Linked DNA regions of Homo sapiens: region 2 is linked to region 1. Evidence: chromatin loops called from intact Hi-C (ENCODE). Cell type or tissue: Caco-2. All regions are shown on one strand.

Region 1 (4,000 bases):
CAGGTTTGTGGTCTAGGAGTAATAGGCTCTACCATACAGCCTAGGTGTGTAGTAGGCTATGCCACTAGGTTTAAGTGCAGTCTAGGGTGGGGAACATTTTAATGTTGATCCACATGCCAGGTGTTTGTGAGACAAGATTATGCTTTAATCAAAATATTTTGGAATTGTCTAGAAAATAGTGCTGGCTGCTTGTCATTCATCCTGAATTGCTTGTTTCTTTACTTTGTAGCAATGCTTTTAGTGTGGGTTTTGTTTTTTGAGACAGGGTCTCACTCTTTCCCCCAGGCTAGAGTGCAGTGGTGCAATCATAACTCACTGCATCCTTGAACTCTTGGGCTCCAGCAAGCCTCCTGCCTTGGCCTCCTAAAGTGCTGTGATTACAGGTGTGAGCCACTGTGTCCTGCTAGTGATTGTGATTAACAGGCCTCCAGGGAAGTGCCATAAGCCCAAGACTGCCGTACTCAAAAGTCAGCCATGTAGGTAAAGCAAGATATTTGGTCAAGGAGTTTTAGAAGGAGATTTTTCCTGTGGTGTTGGCTTAAGTGTGGCACTGTTGTGCGTGTGTGAGGTGTCTTCTGTGGGAAGGATTTCAAACAGTACAAAGGGATGTGATGTAAGCATCCAGAACTCACTCCAGAAATTGAATAAAATGCTAGTAGTTAGTCTCTAGGGGAACTTTTGAGAAAGTCTCAGTGGATTCCTGAGGCCCAAGAATTGTGCTAACAAGCACTCAAGGCGATTCTGGTACATAATTAGGGTTCAGACCTCAGCTGATTGGTCTACTGTTGGTCAGGAACAAAACTGCAAGTATACTCTGTTTCCAGAAAATACGTTTACCTCTTCACAAATGCTAACACACTGCAAAAATATGTTTGTGGAAAGCTGACTTAGTCTCATCTAGCGGTTACTCTCTTGCCCTGACAAAGCAGCAAATAAAGCCATTGCTAACAATTCAATCAGAGCTTGACTGTGAAGTTATCTCAGATAATATTACTCTGCAAAAACAGTGGACACAGTGACTTGGATAATAGGTTTGGTTTGGTGGTTTCCTTTCTGCAGAGTACCGGCTGCCGCAGGCACAGCAAGTGCAACTTGTTTCTTGACTATAATTGCCCTTCGGACCACCAGAGACTGAATATGCCCAACACGCATCACTTCTTCGTGATTTGGGGCATTTCTGAAATTGAGAACGGGCTCTAGACTGGGTTCCAGCTGGACTGCAGCTGGAAGGGACAGTAATGGCATTATGGCTGGTGAGGGGAGTATTCCAGGAGCCAGGGTTTCAGTGGAAGGCAGGCTTGAGTACCGTTTTGTTACTGAGGGCTCTCTGGGTTCTGCACAGTCCCAAAAGGGCACTGGGGAAGGGACTTATGGAGCCTCTGGCCAGTACCCTCAGTAACCAGCCCAGAGGTGAATTAACTTGCCTAAGGTTAATCGACTCACAAGTGGCAGAACTGGGACAAAAACTCAGATCTCTTGGTTTCTGTTCCTGAGCTATTTCCACCACCTCAGGAGAATTCACTTCATTCCTCTTATTATAATTGGATCATCTTTCCACATTTCTAACATCTGAAATTCAAAGGTTAGACCTTGTTCAGTGCTGGGGTGAGATTTGAAAGGGCCAAGAAGGAAAGCATTTCTTTTGCACTCTGAGCTCTCATCAGACCCAGCCCTGAAGGAAGTGTAGTGATGGCATCTGTGGAGGGCGTGGAGTGGCTTCTAGAACAAAACCTCGCTTTCCCCGCACCTGTCCCTCAGGCCTCGCTGGCTTCCTGCCTTCACTGCACCGCTTCCGTAGGTGTGGCCTGCAGGCGCAGCATCGTGGTGCCTGTGTGTTCCAGAATATCACATGGAGACACCTGAGGAAGCTGGTCAGGGCGCAGCTGTCTGTGAGGGGCTTCAGGTCTTGTTGTGCTGTCTATGGGCCATGTTAACCTGGAACTTCACATCTACTCTGTGGGCTCTGATCCATCTTCACCCAGCGGCCCAAACCCAGGGTCTGGCTTTGTGAAGCTGGGCCAGGGAGGAGCAGTGGTTCCTCTGTCGGGCAGCAGCTGGGTGAGTCCTGCCTCCACGGTGAACTTCATTCCAAGAACAGCACAAGCCAGTCCTCTGGTGCTGCCTGAGCTCGGCTACAGCTGCAGGACAGGGCTGCGAATGGCCAGGCCAGTGACCTGTGCCACGCTGGGGAATGCTGTGGGGCTGGGGGGGTGCTGCTAGCCCCTTCCGCAGGAAGTTTGCGAGGGCTGCGCCTCAGCTGGCTTCCCTGGAGCCTGACATGGAACCTGGCCTGGGACAGTTGAGGAGGCCCGGCCCACCTGAGGCAGGGCCCAGCCGGTGGCCTGGCAGACTCAGGCTCCCTCTGCCCACCTGGGAGGTACCACTGCCGGGCCTGAGGACTGCTCTGGCCCTGCTGGGGCAGGCGGGGACAACAGATGATGGGCCCTTAGAACGAGCTGCAGGAGAAAAGCTCCCAAGTGGCATTTTCCTGAACTCCCAGGCCAGCCGCACAGGAGTCCTACACCCTGTGCTACCTGCCTTCGGCTTCCTCCCTTCTGCATGCACAGACCTGGGGCTCCCAGCAGGTGGCCTGAAGGAGCAGGCTTTTAGCCAGAGTCCAGGAGGAGGCCACTGCCCCTCACAACCCAGAGGCGGCAGCGTGGCACCCCAGCATCCCTTGTCTCTTTCCCCAAGGTCTCCCCTTTCCGCTGCTCAAAATGGGTACCCCTGCCCCATTCCTGTGCCTTCAGAGGGGATCAGCCCAGCATGGAGCGCTCAGTCTCGCAGTGTGGCAGGTCGAGGGGGCGATTCGGTGGCAGCCCTGGCACAGGTCTGTCCGTTCCCCACACTCACCGGGGCCCACACCACTGACCTGACCTACAGCCACCCACGTGCAGAGTTCTGCCTCCTGCAGGCGGCCTCCCTCACCCAGAACCTGTGCTCCCACTCAGCCCCCTGTACCAGATGCATGGGGCGCGGATGCAGGGGGCCCAGTGGCTGTTGCGGGGCGCTCAGCCCAGGGTGTTCTTCCCCAGGCTCCCCACATTGCAGAGCCCAGCCCTGCCCCACAAGCACTGACCTCCCAGGCTGCGGGGCCTAGCCACGTGTCAGAGAGATGGGTTTGAACCTGCCCAGCCTTTAGCCCGGGGAGGTACCTTCACTTCCATGGGGCAGGATGCACCTCACCGGGAGGACCGAGGGCTCGCTGAGCGCCAGGCACAGGGCGGGAAACGGGCAGCCATCAGGTGTCCTTGTGGGCACTTCCTGCTACTCAGTCTCCCAGCCAGAAGCCAGGATGTCAATGTCCCAAGACCGTGGGATCCCTTTCTGCTTCAGCCTCCTCTAGAGAATTCTAAAACAGGCAGGCTTGGCTCTCCCTGCTCAGAAACCTCAGTGGCTGTACTGCCTCCCCAGTCCAGGGCCCCCCAGTCTTGGTAACCTGGCTCCACAACAGGCCGTGCCTCACCCCGCCCTCCACGCCTCTACGCTGCTGCTGCCTGAGTGCCAGCCTCCCTCACCTCACACACATCTGCTCTTCCTGGGAGCTCAGCTTAAGCCCACTTCTCCAGGGGCCTTCCTAGGACTCCCAGCACCCAGAACAGCCATGACGCACAGTGCCACATACCATAGCTGGGTGGCCCACAGGCACTTCCTGAGAACTGACATAAGGTCTGGGCCGAGCAGTTTGAGGCTAAGCAGTTCAAGGCTGCAGGCAGAGGCCGTGTGGGGGGCTGAGGAAGGGAGGCACACAGACGCACACCGCGGGGCTTCCCTTGGTCTTGAGGTTGTGAAAACCATCCGAGTCACTGCCACCACCTGAAGGGGCCATGCACGACAGAGATCCCAGAGCAGGCCACCTGCCAAGCTCATAGGCCTGTGGAGACCCCGGTTCTTGCTGCCACTGTCCCTGACAGAACCCTTCTCACAATGTCGTCCTGGAGGACCTGCCATCCAAGAGCCCAGTTGTCCCCCAGCCAAGTTCGGCCAAGCAGACCCTCTC
Region 2 (4,000 bases), 170 kb before region 1:
TGCGGTCACGGGGCTAGGCCACACTCACCCTGTTTGCTTCTCCCCGGTTTCGTGGCTCCGGCTCTCCAACTCACCCTTCCCCTTCCTTGAGGCTTATGCTTAGAGGTGTTTCCACTTGGACACCACCCCATTGGCACCCTTGCTTGTTACAATCTGTCAGCCTCTGCTCCAGCTGCCACCTGCCCTTGATGCTTTCAGGGAAATTTTGGCTCAAAATTAGGGGAAACACCCCAAGATGAGCCTCCAAAACCAAGAAGTGTGGTTCTGTTGGGAAGGTTTGGAACTTGCAGGGTCAGAGGCCAGTCAGATGGTTTCTAATAAAACCCCTTTCTTTCTCCTCTGAGGACATCAAAGGGTAGTTGTCTATATTCACAGTCTTCTTAGGCATCTGATGGAGTAATTTTTTCTGAGCTGTTGAATTCTTTCAAAGGTCTGAACAGAAATATAAGACTGTATGCCCCTGTATTAATCTGTTTTCATGCTGTTGGTAAAGACATACCTAAGGCTGGGCAATTTACAAAAGAAAGAGGTTTATTGGACTTACAGTTCCACATAGCTGGGGAGACCTCACAATCATGGTGGAAGGTGAAAGGCATGTCTTACCTGGTGGCAGACAAGAGAAGAGAGCTTCTGTAGGGAAACTCCCCTTTTTAAAACCATGAGATCTCATGAGATCTCATAAGACTTATTCACTATCAAGAGAACAGCATGGGGAAGACTCGCCCCCATGATTCAGTTACCTCCCACTGGGTCCTTCCCACAACATGTGGAAATTCAAGATGAGATTTGGGTGGGGGCACAGCCAAACGGCATCAGCACCTCTTCTGTTGTGGGTTCAATTGTGTCCCCAAATATTCATATGTTGGGGTCCTAATCCCCAATACCTCATAATGTGACCTTATTTGGAAATAGGGTCATTGCAGATATAATTAATTAAGATGATGTCATATTGGAGTAGGATGGGCCCCTAATCCAATATGATTGGTGTCCTTATTTAAAAGACAAAAAAAAAAAAAAAGAACAGGAACATCTGGGCACAGATAGGCATACAGGGAGAACAGCATGTGAAGATGAAGGCAGAGGGGCTGGGGATGCATCTACAAGCCCAGGAGAGCCAGAGATGGCCAACAGCCCACCGGGAGCTGGGAAAGGAATGGGATAGATTCCTTCTCCAGAACTTCTAGGAATGGAATTGAATCTATTATGTCTCCAGAACTTCTAGAGATGGATTCTATTCCTAGAAGTTCTGGAGACGGAAGTGTCAGCAGGGTTGGCTGACACTTCCGTCTCCAGGATTTCTAGGCAAGAAATTTCTGTTGTTTAAGCCACTCAGTTTGTGGTCCTTTGGTTGTTACTTTGGTCCTTTGGTTGTGGTCCTTCTGTAGCAGCCCTGGCAAACTAATGCACCTTCCAGTCTTAGAATGGATCATCAAAAAGGAGGTTTGGCAGTGCGGGAATGACCTGCTCACTGTTCAAGGTCACCTTGATGTCACCTGGCCCTCTGCTTTACAGCCAAGATGGTCAATAGTTGATCCAATTACGACTTTTTTCTTCTAGTTCAGGACCTTGAGAAGTCTCCCTCCCTCCCTTCTCTGATGTAGCTTCCTCGAAGGAATGAGCGTGTGAAAATGCTCACGATGCAGTCCTAGGAGAGAAACATGTTTCCAAGTTAGGGAGAGTGCTGTGCTGAAATGCTCCCAATAACGTCACACTGGGAGCTTGAAATTCAACATGGAAATTGACGAACACTAAAAATAAAGCCCTTTTACGCCCCCTTCAGGGAGCTGGTTGTTAAACATTGAATAGCACACCTCTCGTTAGAGGACTCTTCTGACTTCCCTTAAATTATAGCACTTACATACCTATGTGTTCTCCCTGCAAGTAACAGCCACCCTTGCCTTCATGAGTCTGGAAGTTCCCTTTGCGAAGTGGAAAAGCTGGAGGAAAAACACCTGAAACCCCAAGGTTTTGTTTCCCCAAAATGACAAGTTTCCCAACCAGAGTCCTAAGTTACCCCAAGACTGTGGAGGACAACTTTTCTAAGTCAAGGAAAGATCTCACACTTTAAGGAATTCACCACTTTTACATTAAATACAAGGATCCCAAAAACACAATTATGAGATGGGAAACAGAGTCCTCGAAGTGAACATCATGGTGACAGCAGCTAAATGTCCATTGCTACACTGTTCAGGAAATAGTGAAGACGCTTTATTACAAGGTTATGCCAGTCTGCTGTTGAAATTCAACCCATCTGAAACAGCAACAGGAGCCTGACATTTGAGTGACACAATGCGGTTTACAGAGAATGTCTGCCAACAGGATCGGGTGGCAGGAAAGTGACGTCCCTACCCTGTTTCAATGCCTGGTCTCCTTAAGAAGCATTTAGGATGAAATTTTTGATGCACAGACAGCCTGTTTCCTTATTGCATTATTCATTGTGTGACTGGAGAGAAATTGTTACACATCCAAGCCCCAGACCAGGTGACAGCAGGTGCCCAGGGGAACAGTTGGCAGATTCCCCCTTTCCTCAGCAGACATGGATTTTCACTGAGAGGCACTTTTTTTGACACCTGAGGCCAAAAGAGAGTCGGGAAGGTAGGAGATGTGTGCCCTCTGTCCAGACTGACAGTGCAGATGGTGGCAGCGCTCCACATCCCTGGGTGCCCCTGTCATTTTCCACGGACTTCTGCACTTCTCCACTGCCTCTCGAAGCAGGATATTTCTCTCTCCTCCATCTGTAGCCTCCCTGGCTGCAGGTGAAAAGGCCCTTTCAAGTGTGATTGTCCTGCAAAGCATGCCGAGCCCGCTGAAGCTTAAGAGAAAAATTGTTATGACTGATCTTCAGATGACAGCAAGTACATCTTTTAGAAAGTGGAGTGAGTATGATGAAAAATACATTATTTCACATTTGACTTTTCCCCAAGAAATGGGAATAAATTTCCCCAAGCAATGGGAATAAATTTCCCCAAGCAGTGGGAATAAATCTTTCCTTGTTTCAAGGTGACATTTTTTGGACAACATTGTAGCATTTTGGAAGTGAGGGTTCATTGTGCATTAGCGAAGGTTTTCTCCTAGTGACTTCCACTGCCTGGTCTACTCTAAGGAAAAATCCACTTCTGAAAGGCAATCTTCACACAAACAAAGGAGTCAGAGAATTACCTGTTACACAAGGCACTTCTTACGTTTGTCTTTCAATTTTATCATCCTGTACATATGTTTTGTTTGACCAACATGGTAATGATTAAAAGGAAGAGAACAAAGAGGAGATGGATAAGAGACTTTTATCGGGGCATGCACTGTTTGCCATAGATCCCACCATTCCCAGTTGTCTGATGGCTGCTTCACACAAACATCACCTACCTGACTCCTTAGGGATTTGAAGTTTGCACCTCCTACATTTGCTTAGTAAATACTTGAGAGAAGCAGTGAGGAGTGGGCAAGAAGGAAATCCTTTTTTTCTTTTGCTTAGTAGTCTATGTGTTGGGTTTACAGTTACAGCATTTTTCACGTTGTATATGGGAAGAGGGTGACAGTCAGAGGCCCCTGAATTACCAGAGGGTTCAATAATTGACTTCTGTCTTAGTTTTAGATCTCCTAGAAGCAGATCCTGAGGCAAGATTTGGGATCAAGTAGTTTATTGGGAAGGTGAAGAGAATACCAGTGATGAATGGGAGGTGTGGCAGGAAAGAGACAGGGCCAGTTAAGGGTATGTTATCCTGCCAGTCATCGCTGTCAGCAACTGGAGCTTAATGCCACTGGGAAACTTCAGAAAACCACACCAAAACTTGAGAACACACCCCAAAGGTATCCCACCCTGTGGGAAAGGAGCTGGAATAAAACCCATTGATGAGGTTTGTTCCCAAAACCTTGTAAATGCCCCAGTGCTTTCAGCCTGAGGACAGATGCACAGAGCAGCCTTTCAGCCTCTTGGGAGGAAGCCCTTAGACAAAAAGATGCATATGCTGACATTTGGAAACTCCCAGGCACAGGGAATTCTAAA

Evidence for each region. A loop is a pair of places that touch in the nucleus more often than their neighbours do. Peaks named below come from ENCODE experiments on the same cell type or tissue, not always from the same donor. Only the 100,000 strongest peaks of a DNase experiment are listed, where the experiment ranks them.
Region 2: it touches region 1 in a loop (2.4-fold over the local background); 1 of 110 quality-filtered maps calls a loop at or near these places.

What each region holds. Positions count from the first base shown.
Region 1 is chr20:17,608,964-17,612,963 of GRCh38, forward strand. DSTN (destrin, actin depolymerizing factor) reads left to right here. Exons shown (of 4, transcript NM_006870.4): 4 at 1-956. Among named protein-coding and RNA genes, the nearest start is that of DSTN, 41 kb to the left of the region's middle. RefSeq lists an enhancer at 2,779-3,502. In Caco-2, CTCF peaks have their summits at 2,599 and 2,805; DNase peaks (open chromatin) are centred at 1,778, 2,168, 2,578, 2,868 and 2 weaker places.
Region 2 is chr20:17,441,015-17,445,014 of GRCh38, forward strand. All of the region lies in intron 8 of PCSK2 (proprotein convertase subtilisin/kexin type 2), which reads left to right. Among named protein-coding and RNA genes, the nearest start is that of BFSP1, 88 kb to the right of the region's middle. In Caco-2, a CTCF peak has its summit at 1,776; a DNase peak (open chromatin) is centred at 3,327.